2 separate regions of the Homo sapiens genome follow, and region 2 is linked to region 1. Evidence: chromatin contacts called from ENCODE Hi-C or POLR2A ChIA-PET data. All regions are on one chromosome and are shown on one strand. Each heading gives the region's core, a stretch centred on a gene start or an enhancer-like site at or near the end of the contact. The rest is flanking DNA. Distances are from core to core; before and after follow the strand shown.

Region 1 (7,225 bases), core at 1,659-4,158:
CTGCCACTATTCTACTATCAATATTAGTACAACCTATTACTAACAACACAAAAGAGCCTGTTCTTCCATGGAGAATCAAATAACTATCCAATTAAAACAAAAATAGTTAATTTTTAAAATAGTTAAGATTTAAGCTTTCTAAACATATTTTTCATGTGTATTATGTTGGGGAGGGTCTTTTGTTTTTAAACACTACCCCTTGAGTAGTTAATAATAACAGACATGGGCCTGTACTCTGAGCTATATCTTTGATAGTGGTATGTGTGTGGGCTAGAAGTTGGGCTCCAGTCAATAACCAACACCAGAGTCCATAGTGGAAACACTTCCGTTCTGTGCAGCATGGGTGGGCAAGCTGAAAGAACACCACTTATTGGAAGAAAGGTGCTACACATATACAATGAGGTGTTATATTTATTATTATTTCTATTTTAAATTATCCATTGAAGAAAGAAGACATGGAGAGAATTTTTAGTGAGGTCCAGGGTCAAATTGGGTTCAGAAGCCCAAAGGGGAACATGGTAGTTTTCTGACTGGGATGCATGTGACCTTGGGCAGGTCAACTAACCTCTCCCAGCTTCATTCCCCTCATGGGTAAAGCAGAAGAGTGGGACTGTGTAGTTTTAGGGAACTTGTACATCTAAATTCTATGATTCTCATCTTTTATTCTCATCCATATCCCCTGGACTCCCTAGTTCACTGACTTCTAGGACCCATAATTATGACTATGTGAAAGAATACTCTTTAATCCAGCGATGCATTCCCAGAGTGACATGTGCTCTAATGTGAGAAACAGTAATGAGAGCTACAGTAGAAACAGAATCCTTCAGTGGCTTTGGCCTCCCCAACTTGATGAGATGCTCATTCATCTCGGGTGTGTGGTTGGAACATGAGTGGGTACAAAAAAGGTGCCAAAATTGCTGCCTGAGGAAGGAAGTAGTTGGAATTGATACCCTGTGAGTGGGGTTAGCTATGTGCAAAAGTAGACCACACCTAGAAACAGGGTATAGTTGTGTTTCTAAGAAGACTCAAGAAGCAACTTGATCCTGTCAGGGGACTGGGCCATATCCCTCAGCCTGGAGTGCAGGGGGTGAAATGTACAGCACTGGTACACGAAGGAGGAAATGGCTGAAGTGCAGTGGTCTCTTTGGAGTGGCTTGGAAGCAAAGGCATATTTCTGTTGATGGGACATATTAGGAAAGGACAGTGATGTTAGAGATAGTTAGAATGAGGCTCAAAGCATGGCTTTTGGAGCCTCTCATCTCTAACTGGAGGCCAAAAGCAGTGGCATGGGGGCTGTTCTGTCATTGTTTCCCAAACTTCAGTCATTTGGATGCCACAGTTAAGATGTTTGCTGTATCCACCTGCTCTATTATTTCTTTAACATTTGTATTGAAGTTGATTTGTTTTTATTGAAATGTTTATTTTAAAAGGAAGCTTTCTATCATTATCAGAAAAAAACCAGTATCACTTGCCATAATTAGAAGACAATCATCCTGTCTCCCCCCCGCACACCATGAAAATAAAGCAATGTCATGAAGTCCTAACGAGGTTATCTTACCTGTAGAAGGCTGTGGGCCTGAGGATTGCTCCTTTCCTGTTAAAGGGAAGATTAGAAAGTGTTGGACTCACCAGCACACCCAGACTTTCTTCTTGGAGTAGTAAGAAAGACTGACAGATCATAGTAATGGGTAAAATTTGTTGAGTCTCTTTTTACATATCCTCCCATTGACACCTCCAGATTTTATGAGACCAGTGATTCTATCATTTCCATTTGTTTTCTAGCTGAGGACATCAAGTCTGAGAGAATAAACCACTTGCTCAGAGCACCCAAGCTAGCTAGGGGTGTAGACAATGGGAAGCGAAGAAATTTGACTCCAGACCTGGAGTTCTTCAGCACAGGACTATATCTTCTCTTACGTGTCAGTCTGTGCTATTGAATGCTTTGACTTCATGGCCTCTGAGAGCATCTCAAGTGCCTCCTACAAGCATTTGCTGTATCAGGAGTTTCAGGAATCTTACCTGAAGGTGCTTAATAAGGATTGGTCTCTTCTCCTCCCCACAACCCTCCTGTTCATGGGACAGACCATCCTGAGCCTTGGTTCCAGTATTCAAGGATGCTGGAAGAGAGGTGGCCACTTCATCTCAAAACACTCGTCCTTGTCCTCTGACAATCCCAGAATTTCCAGGCAACCTTCCAATGGTGACCTGCTTTCCACAGTGGGCTTTCCAACTGGGGTGAGAATGAACCCATCAACTGATAGTAACGCTTGATTTTTGGTTCACAGATGTACCTTAGTGATGGGTACAGGGCCCTCTATCAATATTTACTGAATGAGTGAGTAAATGTTTGGCAGTTATATTTCTAAAACTAACAATGAGATTAATAATAAAATGGCTACTTTATGAAGCTCCCATGCTACACCTGACTTGGTCTTAAATGTCCCTCCTGTGTTATTTCCTCAAACAACCCTATGAAGTAGGTGCTGTTGTCCTCTTTTACAGATGAGGTTGGAAACTGAAGAGCTAAGTAACTGTTTGATCCAAAGCCTGTGGGTGCTCCCAACTCTTGCTTATGCTGCTCCCATCAGAATTGCCCACATGGCTCTGAGTTCTGATGGATTTGGTTAATGATGGTCAGGCCCTTTGAGCACCACCTCTGACTTTACTAACAAGCTGAGTCTCGTTTCCGTCGGCCCCAGTTTCTTCATCTACAAACAGAATATTACTGAAGAGAGCACATGAATGCACTTGGTACATGGCCAGCATTCAATAAAAGGCATTTCTTATTATGGGGAGGAAGCAAAGAGGAACCGCATGGGGAAAGAGAAGCCACTTCAGGAGGATAATGGAGATGGCAGCAACGTTCTTTCTGTTTTTTGGTAACTATGGTGAAGGTGTCAGACAAGGCCTCCAAATGCCAATTTCCCCCTTTCTCAGAAATGCCCCAGAGAGCAAACTCTCCCACCCCAAGTTCCCCCAGAATGAGTATTCAGCACCCTTAGTTGTTGGATACACATCCTCCTGGGCCATGTGGCCCCCCTGCTGCCCGTTGCAGAAACAGCCTGCTGCAGCTGTGGCATTGCAGGAAGTTAATCCCCTCACTCAGGGCGGAGACCAGAGATGGGTGGAACACCCGAGAAGCACAGGCAACGGTGGTGATAATGAAGAGCGTGTGCGAGGCTGGGGGGGCCACCAGGGAGGGGCGGGAGGGCCCCCTGGAGGGTGCAGGGAGGAAAGGGTGCTGAAGCCTCTAGTTAGCTGAGCTCAGCCCCTCCAGCCTGGACACTGGCAGGGTACAGTCCTTCCCAGGGCAGTGTCAGCAACTTGACCCTGGCACCCGAAGATCCCTTCCACCATGGAGTGTGAGGTCTGAATTTGAGAAAGACTCTGTTAATGTGATGTGGTCTCTTGTCTTTATCCATCCTCATTACCCCACACCCCCGCCCCTTTTCAATCACTGTATCAACCCTCAGTTGCCTGTTTACTTGGTTTTGTGGTTTTTCACTTAGATGTGGTTAGAGAAAGGTGGGGTCAGAGGACAGGTTCTCCACCCCGCTCCTTCACCCCCACCCAAGTGTTCTACTTGGTCTCAGAGAGCAGAACATGACACTCTTGGCACAGCAGATAGATAGGGAAATTCTGATTCAGTTTCTCTGGGGTGGGGTCCACGTGTAGGTATGTGCTCTAAGCTCCCAGGTGATCGAGAGCCACTGCTGTAGTTATTGAAGGTATTGGATGACTCACTGCATTTAGAAGGCAAGTCAGTGGGGAAAAAGTTGAACCCAGCTAGTAAGAGTTAGCATTTCTTATTCCTGCACAAACATTAGCTAAGGAGGATTTGACTACCTAGAGTCTTTTGACAAGGCTCTCAAAAACTTATTCCCAGCACTCCATGGATGTGGACAAAGAGTATATATTGTCCAGCTCATTTTATACCTGCAAAATGGCATAGTTAGTAAATCACTGGGGAGCTAAGAAGTTATGATAACAATGGAATGACTTAGCAGAGATGATGGTGGTGGTGATAAGAGGGACAAGCCAAGACCCGAAACCTTTGATGCTCAGATCATTCCACAGTTCTTCAGATGTTATTGAACCAATAGGTGTGCCCTAGAATAATGAATTCCATCCAATACCATCTGCCAGATCCTGGAGGCCATCTTAAACCTACCAGGATAGCTTGGAGGGCACAAATGCCACTTAAGGAGAGAGAGGACAGAGCCAGGGCTGCTTCCTGCCAATATATTTACAGGAGAGATTATGGGCTTAGAGCCTCAGTGAGACTCTGTAGAAAGATATGAGGAAGTTTAGGGATTTTTAAGGAAATGATAGCTTACTTCGTGGGCAGTGCCTGTGTGCTGGATAGTCAGTGGGGCAGTGGTGTGGTGTCAGGACATGCCAGGTGCACACGTAGCAGGCCTGCAGAAGTCTCAGTTATGAAAAGCGTGGAACACACCATCAGTGACAGATGGAGAGGCCCCCCACCCCCACTCTCACCCTGCCACACCCTACCCCAGCCTCTTAGACCACAGGTGCAGACCCAACTCCAGAGTTTGCAACACAGATCAGTAAGAGTCTCCTTCATTGTGTTATTTATATTTTCCCTTCCCCAGCAAGATTGCCTGGTTCAAGATTCGTTATCCACCAGCAGTTACCATTGAGAAATGATGATAGAACATGAAATACCACTCACAATGACAGCTAAACCCACAACATACCTGGGAATTGACCTCACAGAAGATCCCCCAAACGTTTTTGGGAAATTAACAAACAAACTATTTTAAAGTGTGTAAAAATGAAAGGATGATATTATAGCAGAATACCTTCAATGTAAAGTAAAACATGTATACTCCATTTTTAAAAATGATATAGACATATTCAAGGACTTACAGTAAGTAAGTGGATAACCCTGGGAAGAGGGAATAAACTAGGGGCTCATATACATAGACACATATATATTATCTGATAATACCTAAACACATTTCCTCAGCAAATAATAGTTGCTTTCTTGAATACTCAACCCAAACAGGCAAAATGTGTGTATCTTCCATGGTGCTTAGCTCAGTGCCTTGCATGAAAAAGGTGCTCAATACACATTTTTGTAAAAGTTCCATTAAAAATAATATTTATATAATATTTACACATTATGAATGTATAGCAAATTTAGAACATGTACATTATAGAGAGAATCTAGAAAATACACATTATGAAAATTTATAAAATATCGATAATCAAAAGTATGTTAAACTCACCCATACTACTCCTTATGGATAACCCCTATGAACATTTCTAGATTTATTATTCCAGATTTCAATTAGGGTATTTTTTATGATTGATTGATGACTTTTACTATGTTTTCATCCAGTAGTTTTAGCCAGTTTGTAGTTTGAATGAAAACCATTTTGAAATGAGTTCAGTGTACAAAATATTCACTATGCATGAAGTGTAGTGTGTGCAAGGCAGGAGCAGCTAGCCTGGGAGTGAGTCCGAAAGGTGATGTCAAGGAAGACGAGGGGTCAGTCAGGCTCAATGTGATGGGGTTGATCAGGAGAGGGACAACAGGGTGTTGGCAAACCTTCTGTAAATAGCCAGATAGTTAATATTTGCAGGTCCTATTATCTCTGTTACAACTACTCTACTGTGCTGTCATACTGTGAAAGCAGCCAGAGGCAATATGTAAACGAGTGAGCATGGCTGTGTTCCAATAAAACTTATGGGCATTGAAATTTAAATTTCCTATAAGTTTTTCATGTCACAAAGTATTCTTCTTTCAATTTTATATTAAAAAAAAACCAATTCTTAGCTTGTGGACCATACAAAAACAGGTGGTAGGCTAGATTTGGTCCATGGACCACCGTTTGCAGACTTTTGGGGGTGATGTCACAGGACGAAGGAAAAGACCAGAGGCAAGAGAAACCTTGGCAAGTTAAAGAGCTAATGGAAGGGTGTGATAGATCATTGAGTGGGAGGCTGGAGGTGAGGCGTGCTCCTGGAGAGGCTTCAGACACCCATAGCTCGGCTCCATGTGCCACTGAAAGGTTGGGAGTAGTGGAGAGAGATCAGCTGGAATGGACTTCAGAAGAGGATCCATTCTGGGATTATACCAACATTCAAACCATTGCTCAAACTATGTTAGGCCAGAAAGTCTGGTTTCAGGTTCTTCTGAACTCCTTCAAGAAGAAAGAGCAACACACAGGAAAACAATGCCCCGCCTTGAGAACACCCAAGATTTAACACAAATAATCATCTTGAGGTTGGAGTGTGAGAGGTTTACATAAATAACTTCACCAATAGGGTGGATGGTCTATGGCGTCCTTGCAAAGTCAGCTGTGGCAGTCTATTCCTCCCCCTACCCTCCTTATAATGATACTCCTTTCTACTCATTTTTGGTCTCCTCTTCCCACATCCCATTGGTGTTGTGTTCCCATCACTCCCACTTACCTCATCCCCAGCTCTCTTGAGTGCAGAATCAGATCACCTTGCCTAAATGGCACTGCTACTGTCTTGATTGGTCTCATCCTGATTTAAATGCTACCTTGAAACCTTTGTAAATAGAGGTTCACTATTTCCTTAGTTATTTCGTCCCCCACTTCCCACACCTCCTTGTGACACCAGGCTGCAAGTGTATGCAATAACCTGGACTGGACTGGGCAGAGGAAAGATTATGTTTACTCTCACTTAATTATATTTTACTGAAATTAAATGTGTACCTCAATGAAACATGACACATCACAAAATCTAAGCAGACTGTTTTTCTACACCTAGTACCTGATCTTAGCCTGGTTTCTTGCACCTTTTTCCAGATTTCCTGGACATGGTGTTTTGGTGCAATACCTACCTATTTTAACTCCATCTCTCTTCCAACTGCAAGAAGGCTTTGGCTTTCAGCATTTGGAGTTTAAGATTTGATTACTCATCCAGGGGAAATATTCAGAAGTGATCTCATAGGCATGATTTGCACCTTGCAAGCTTGCTTAGAATATTAAGCAGGGGGTTTTCCAAGTAGACTTGCCTCACTGTCCTGTTTGCAGGCCTAAATTATGAAGCAATTAATATACAGCACATAAAACTGTCCAGTCTGTTTGTTCTTGCTGTCATATCGTCAGTAATGATGGCAGGAACTGACTAATGAACCGGCCCAAGTATCTATGTACACTGAGAAAGAGAGAGGAAGAAAGGGGGCCAGTGGCAGAGAGCACGCAGAACAAGTATAACTCATATTTCT
Region 2 (7,225 bases), core at 2,016-4,515, 91 kb after region 1:
CTCCATCCAGCTTTGTTCCGTTGCTGGTGAGGAACTGCGTTCCTTTGGAGGAGGAGAGACACTCTGCGTTTTAGAGTTTCCAGTTTTTCTGTTCTGTTTTTTCCCCATCTTTGTGGTTTTATCTACTTTTGGTCTTTGATGATGGTGATGTACAGATGAGTTTTCGGTGTGGATGTCCTTTCTGTTTGTTAGTTTTCCTTCTAACAGACAGCACCCTCAGCTGCAGGTCTGTTGGAGTACCCTGCCATGTGAGGTGTCAGTGTGCCCCTGCTGGGGGGTGCCTCCCAGTTAGGCTGCTCGGGGGTCAGGGGTCAGGGACCCACTTGAGGAGGCAGTCTGCCGGTTCTCAGATCTCCAGCTGTGTGCTGGGAGAACCACTGCTCTCTTCAAAGCTGTCAGACAGGGACATTTAAGTCTGCAGAGGTTACTGCTGTCTTTTTGTTTGTCTGTGACCTGCCCCCAGAGGTGGGGCCTACAGTGGCAGGCAGGCCTCCTTGAGCTGTGGTGGGCTCCACCCAGTTCGAACTTCCCGGCTGCTTTGTTTACCTAAGCAAGCCTGGGCAATGGCGGGCGCCCCTCCCCCAGCCTAGCTGCCGCCTTGCAGTTTGATCTCAGACTGCTGTGCTAGCAATCAGTGAGACTCCGTGGGCGTAGGACCCTCCGAGCCAGGTGTGGGATATAGTCTCCTGGTGCGCCGTTTTTTAAGCCGGTCTGAAAAGCGCAATATTCGGGTGGGAGTGACCCGATTTTCCAGGTGCGTCCGTCACCCCTTTCTTTGACTCGGAAAGGGAACTCCCTGGCCCCTTGCGCTTCCCAGGTGAGGCAATGCCTCGCCCTGCTTCGGCTCGCGCACGGTGCGCACACCCACTGGCCTGCACTCACTGTCTGGCACTCCCTAGTGAGATGCACCCGGTACCTCAGATGGAAATGCAGAAATCACCCGTCTTCTACAGCTCACCCTGGGAGCTGTAGACCGGAGCTGTTCCTATTCGGCCACCTTGGCTCCTCCCCTTGCTACCAAATTATTACTAAGCCTCCTACAAAGCAAGGTCTCCACTACTCCTTTGCTCAAGCATGGTGACTCTAACCTTTGCATTCATGGATGTGGCTGGCAGGATGCCCCGTGGGCTCAAACCATTTCCATAAAGTACACGTGCAAAGCCCCTGCTGAGAGACACCAGGAACATCTTTCAAGGCTCTCAGCTCCAGCTTCTTCTTTCAAAATGCACAAGGTACAGTTTCTGCTGCCCACGTGGTCACTGGAGGGTGTTAATTCTCCGACCCAGCCATTCCTTCCAGAGCAGGCACGGTATCCTGTCCACCCTGTCCCTATAATGCCCAACACCATCTAGGCGTGTAGCTGGTACCCAATACTTGCTGATGGAGGGAGCAGTCCCTGGGCCCACGCTGGCAGCGGTGAGCTCCGTCTCTTACTTCCTGAGGGATGCCTGGGCTGCCTGGATGGAGATGAAGACCTGTCTGCTGGCCAGTCTGGCAGTGGCCCGGGAGGGAAGGTCATGATGACCTGTCTCCTCTACAGCTTCCAGGCCTCGCCTTTGCTTGTTTTCTGGGAGCCTCGGTGTCTGCCCACAATGGCATGGCTCCTTCAAGCTGCCCAGATTCTTGGCCTGGTGTGTGGGCCGCACGGCTTGTTTCCATGGTGAGCATGGCAGGGGTGGCTGGCACCCCCAGGCTGACAAGCATTCCTCCCAGGTCTCTCTGAGCAGAGCTTGTGCCAGCCACTCTGTTCCCAAAGGGGGTTTTCTGATGTGGGGGGTGGTCACCTCAAAATTGGCTGTGCTTTGAGCTAGAGTGAACAAATAGAAGACATTTGTATCCATTCCTTTCTCTGACATCCTCATTTGGTCCTAAATGGGTTTGGGATGCCTACAGGAAATATCGCTTTTGGGAGGGAGCTTGGACATCATCTGGCCTGACCCCCTTCACCCTGCAAATGGATCTCGGAAGGTCACAAAGGGCAAGAGACGGGCTCAGGGCACAGAACAGATGCAGCACTGAGCTGGGAGGAATCCTCATGTCTCCTGAAGCCTGTGTTCTTTCTGCTATAGCGCGTCTTGGCTCTCTGGAGTGAGTTACCCAGTGTTACTTCTACCCTAGGAAGGTGAGGTGTGGCGCGTTGGGACTGCCTGGAGCTGTCAGGCCACACGCTCATGCACATGCATGTATGCACAGTGGGAGTGGATACAAAATTTAAAATAAAAAACAATTTTAGTTTGTCTAAACCACGGGTTGGGGTGAGGGGTGGTGAGCAAACCACGACCAGTGACTTACTCTTGTACAGCTTGTGAACTGAGAATGACTTTTACTTTTTTTTTTTGAGATGGAGTCTCGCTCTGTCGTCCAGGCTGGAGTACAGTGGCGCAATCTTGGCTCACTGCAAGCTCCACCTCCCAGGTTCACGCCATTCTCCTGCCTCAGCCTCCCAAGTAGCTGGGATTACAGGCACCCGCCACCACGCCCAGCTAATTTTTTTTTTTTTGTATTTTTAGTGGAGATGGGGTTTCACTGTGTTAGCCAGAATGGTCTCGATCTCCTGACCTCGTAATCTGCCTGCCTCAGCCTCCCAAAGTGCTGGGATTACAGGCGTGAGCCACCGTGCCCAGCCTACATTTTTAAGTCGTAGTGAAAAAATAAGATGTGACAGTGACTGTATGTAACCTCAAAGCTGGAAATACTTAACCATGTGACCCTTTCCAGAAAAAGTTTGCCAATCCCTGACTTGATGACCTGTCTGATTGTTCACCCAGTAATGGTTGGCAGTCTTCCTAGGACATTCAAGACTCCCTCTTTATAGGTAGATCTGGTTGGCTTCATAGGCTCAGACTCTGAAATGCAGAATTGGCAGCTTTCTTCCTTCGTCTGTCAGATGCCTATGGCTTTTCTAAGTTTCTTGCTGTTGCTGAATTTTTCTCTCCTCAGGATAAATCAAGCAGTGGAATCCTTTGTCAGGTGAATTAGGGAGCCGAGGCTGGTGATGGACATTTACTGCTGGTACCCACGGTAGGGCAGGGAGGCAGGGACACTGTTGCCTGAGGTGTCCTGCAAATAAATGACTCGGCTGGGGCTAACCAGAGTTGAAGGCTGAGAACAGACAGCTGCCAAGAGTGTGACAGGGAAAATGTCTTTCCCGTCAAAGAAAAACATAAAGATGCTTGCAATCTGAGTATTTCTGTTTCCTCCCCTCCACGACAGGCTTCTCAACTAGTTCCTGTCTAGCCAGGCTGCTCATTTCTTTATAGTCACTGAACCAGAATAACCACAGATCAAGCCGGAAGCACATGATAACCCGCTGAACTCCGCACAGCCCTGGCTGGGCTTCTCTGAGTGAACAAACGCTGCCCTGGTCTCCGCAGCTGTGAAATATCCAGTGAGCATCCAGCTGCGGGTTAGTTACTTCCACAGTCAGAGAAGGAAAGAAGAAAATAAGAGTGACAGATGCACAGAACCACGGACATTCGAGACTGTCATAGCTGTTCACAGTTGTTGAAGATTTACAGGCAAGCCGTTTGGAGTTTAAATGTGAGATGACACCAGGGGCCTCTAATGTACAGTGGAGCTTTAAGCATGATATGGGGGCAGAAAATGGTCTGGGAACCCCCTTCTCTGAGATCTTAGAAGTTCTGTTCTATTGACTCCAGGCAGGGCTGCAGCCACGGTGCACTTCATGGACTCATAAATATAACATTATTGGACAAAAAAACCCCAATCCTTCTCTGACTGATTAGGCCCAGATTGGTCAGCCCATAAATCAATGCTGAATAAGAACTATAAAGTTGTGAATCAATGTGTCCCAGATCTCCAAACTGGAATGAAAAAACAGGAATAAAATAGCTGGAGCTCTTCCAAGATCCTTCTTTTCATCCCCCTCCTCCCACCGCCCCATATGCTAGTATGCTAATTTTAAAAGGCTTCTCTTTTCCGCTCCTTGGCCTGGCTGTGGACAGCATTTCAGGGCAGGAAATTCGGTCTAGAAGTGTGGCTGAGGAAACAAGAGGCTGTTCTGTTGCATTTCTGTTCAGGACTGATCTGTAGCTCTGTCGTGTATCCTTGGTCATGTATCCTTGGCCAGGGTCTCCACCTGTGGCCGAGAAGTGATGGCATTTGTTGTCTGTGTCACAGATACAGGAAGGGAACAAGAGTGATCAGGTCATGTGTGGTCCATGAATGGTTTTTTAGGTCCAAGCAGTTTAAGGGCTCTGAGTCCCTGCATTGAAATATTAAATATAATAATGGATTCTCACCTGTAATCCTAGCACTTTGGGAGGCTGAGGCGGGTGGATCATGAGGTCAGGTGTTCAAGACCAGCCTGGTCAAGATGGTGAAACCCCATCTCTACTAAAAATACAAAAATTAGCCTGGCATGGTGGCAGACACCTGTAATCCCAGCTACTCGGGAGGTTGAAGCAGGAGAATTGCTTGAACCCAGGCAGCAGAGGTTTCAGTGAGCCGAGATCATGCCACTGCACTCCAGCCTGGGCGATAGAGTGAGACTTCGTCTCAAAAAAAAAAAAAAAAAAAAAAAAAAATGGAGTCTCCTCTTAGAACTGCACATGAGGTTTAGAAATGCCACCTGGTCATCCCTGTTGGACATGGTTACCCTCTTTGGATCTGGGAGCTGAGGGTATCTGCTGTGAATGTTGTCCACGTGTACTTGGAGGGCATTCCCTGTCCTTATTCCTCTGGAGTTCCAAAGCAAAGTTTGTTTTCTGAATCCCCCTTCTCTACCACTCTCCTCTCCAAAACACACCCTCAGGGTACTCTTTCCCCTCCTTTTGACAGCTCATTTCAGGGACACACTGTGTACATGTACCTGCCCCTCATAAGGGCTCGTTGTTAGGGGCCTGCTCTCCTGGGCTGGGAGCTCTCACTATTTCCTGGTCACCCCGACGCTGAGCTTCCCTGCTATCTTCTCCCCTTTGGGGAGGACACACACATGGCCCCACGCAAATATTCTGTGCTGGTGGCCTCCTGGTTTTCCCCAAACACAGACTATAAAGACTGGAAGGAACCGCAGGCTCACCCAGTTCCACCTGCTCATTTGGGGAAACTGAGGGGTGCCAACTTACCTAAGGTAGAACTCACACATCTTTCCACCCATTTCACTTTATCCTGGTATAAACCTGAGCTGACTGCATTCTTGTTCTTTCCCCCTGTAAAGAAATAAAGTCCCATTTAGGTTTTCCCAAAGCACTGTCTCTGTACAGTTGGCTGTTTCCTGTGGACATTTTCATTTTCTCCTGTGTTTTTCTCTCTCTTTGCTGTGACTTACAAGACCATGAACACATAAGCACAGGACCCCAGAGGAAAAGTTCTCTCTTTCAGTGTGTGCCTCCAGGAGGAATGAGACTACCGGCAGTGATGTTTGACTGATGAGCACCATTGTGGTGCTTTACCACTAGCGGTCACAGAAACCTTGCAGAATGTGTCTAGGGAAGTGGATTTTGTAGGGTTGGCTAAATTTGTACCACCCACAGCACAATAGCAGCACTGTACAGAAAAGGTGGCTTTGAAACAGGTTCAGTTTTACATTACTGTGAGGTACAAAATCAGGTGAAGGACCATTTCTATAGCTTAAGAATTTATATTTTTCCTCTTAGACCTGAAACTTTATTCATCCTGGGTCTTCTACCTTTAAAAAATTGAGACATTATTTCTCCCCATTTTCTGGGAAGACAATCCACCCTCAAAATTAGCTGTAAGAAATAATGTGATCATCAACAAAGTAAAAAGGTAACTCTCAGAATGCGAGCAGATATGTATAAATCATGCATCTGATAAGGGATTAATATCCAGCATATATAAAGAACTAAAATTCAAAAACAAAGAGCCTAATTTAAAAATGGGCATTTCTGGGCCAAGTGTGGTGGCTCACACCTGTAATCCCAGCACTTTGGGAGGCTGAGGTGGGCGGATCATGAGGTCAGGAGATTGCAACAATCCTGGCTAATATGGTGAAACCCCGTCTCTATTAAATATACAAAAACAAAATTAGCTGTGCGTGGTGGTGGGCACCTGTAGTCCCAGCTACTCGGGAGGCTGAGGTGGGAGAATGGCATGAACCTGGGAGGTGGAGTTTGTAGTGAGCCGATATCGCACCACTGCACTCCAGCCTGGGTGACAGAGTGAGACTCAGTCTCAAAAAAAAAAAAAAAAAAAGGCATTTCTCCTAAGAAAATATACAAATAACCAATAAACACATGAAAAGAGGCTCAACATCACCAAACATTAGGGAAACGCAAATCAAAACCGTAATGAGGTAACACTCACACCAAATAGGATGGCTACTATCAAAACACCATAGCAAAAAGCAAGTATTAATGAGGATACACAGGATTTGGAACTCTTGTGCCCTGTTGGTGGGAATGTAAAATGGTACAGCTACTGTGGAAAACAGTATGATGATTCTTCAAAAAATTAAGAATAGAATTACCATAGGATTCAGCAATTTTGCATCTATAGGTTGGTGCAAAAGTAATTGCGATTGTTGCCATTAAAAGAAATAGCAAAATCCACGATTACTTTTGCACCAACCTAATAGGTCTATACCAAAAAGAATTGAAAGAAAGATCTCAAAGAGATATTTGTACACTTATGTTCATAGCAGCATTGTTCATGATAGCTAAAATGCAGACACAACCCAAGTGTTCCTCTACAGAAGAATGAATAAACAAAATGGTATGTACATTCAATGGAAAATTATTCAGCCTTAAAAAGGAAGGAAATTCTCACACAGGATACAACATGGATGAACCTTGAGGACATTATGCTAAGTTAAATAAGACAGTCACAAAAAGACAAATACTGTATGATTCCACTTATATGAGGTAATTATTTGAGTATAAAATTACTAGATCTAATCTAAATCTGCCAATTACTATTCAAAATAATAGAGATGGTGGTTGCCAGGGGATGGGGGCAATTGAGAGTTATTGTTTAATGGGTAAATAATTCCAATTTTACAAGATGGAAAAAGTTCTGAAGATGGGTGGTGGTGATATTTATACAACATTATGAATGAAGGTATTAAAACCACTGGAACTATACACCCTGAAAAATCTTTAAGAGGTTAAATTTTAAGTTATGTGTATTTTATCAAAATAAAAAATTGGAAACAATATTGTAAAGTTTTAATAATCTAAAGAAAATTCTTCCTTTAGGGTGTTATTCCCAAAAACGTGGTGTTGGTGTTCTAAATATCTAGGAT

Evidence for each region. A loop is a pair of places that touch in the nucleus more often than their neighbours do. ChIA-PET counts read pairs that join two places held with the same protein, here RNA polymerase II (POLR2A). Pooled maps may share reads with other maps.
Region 2: a map of naive thymus-derived CD4-positive, alpha-beta T cell shows a loop between it and region 1 (3-fold over the local background). The contact joins two enhancer-like sites. A Hi-C loop is called at or near these places in 2 of 168 maps with a recorded cell type or tissue (CD4-positive, alpha-beta memory T cell and naive thymus-derived CD4-positive, alpha-beta T cell) and 7 of 50 pooled maps. POLR2A ChIA-PET finds 5 or more read pairs at or near these places in 6 of 52 experiments (CD4-positive, alpha-beta memory T cell, IMR-90, activated CD4-positive, alpha-beta T cell and 2 more).

What each region holds. Positions count from the first base shown.
Region 1 is chr6:45,583,368-45,590,592 of GRCh38, forward strand. No RefSeq gene overlaps it. Among named protein-coding and RNA genes, the nearest start is that of RUNX2-AS1, 10 kb to the left of the region's middle. Within about 2 kb of position 2,909, at least 4 of the 41 ENCODE cell types and tissues checked have a DNase peak (open chromatin) inside an H3K27ac peak, as active enhancers do.
Region 2 is chr6:45,674,391-45,681,615 of GRCh38, forward strand. No RefSeq gene overlaps it. Among named protein-coding and RNA genes, the nearest start is that of RUNX2-AS1, 100 kb to the left of the region's middle. RefSeq lists enhancers at 3,372-3,431, 3,442-3,561. Within about 2 kb of position 3,266, at least 10 of the 41 ENCODE cell types and tissues checked have a DNase peak (open chromatin) inside an H3K27ac peak, as active enhancers do.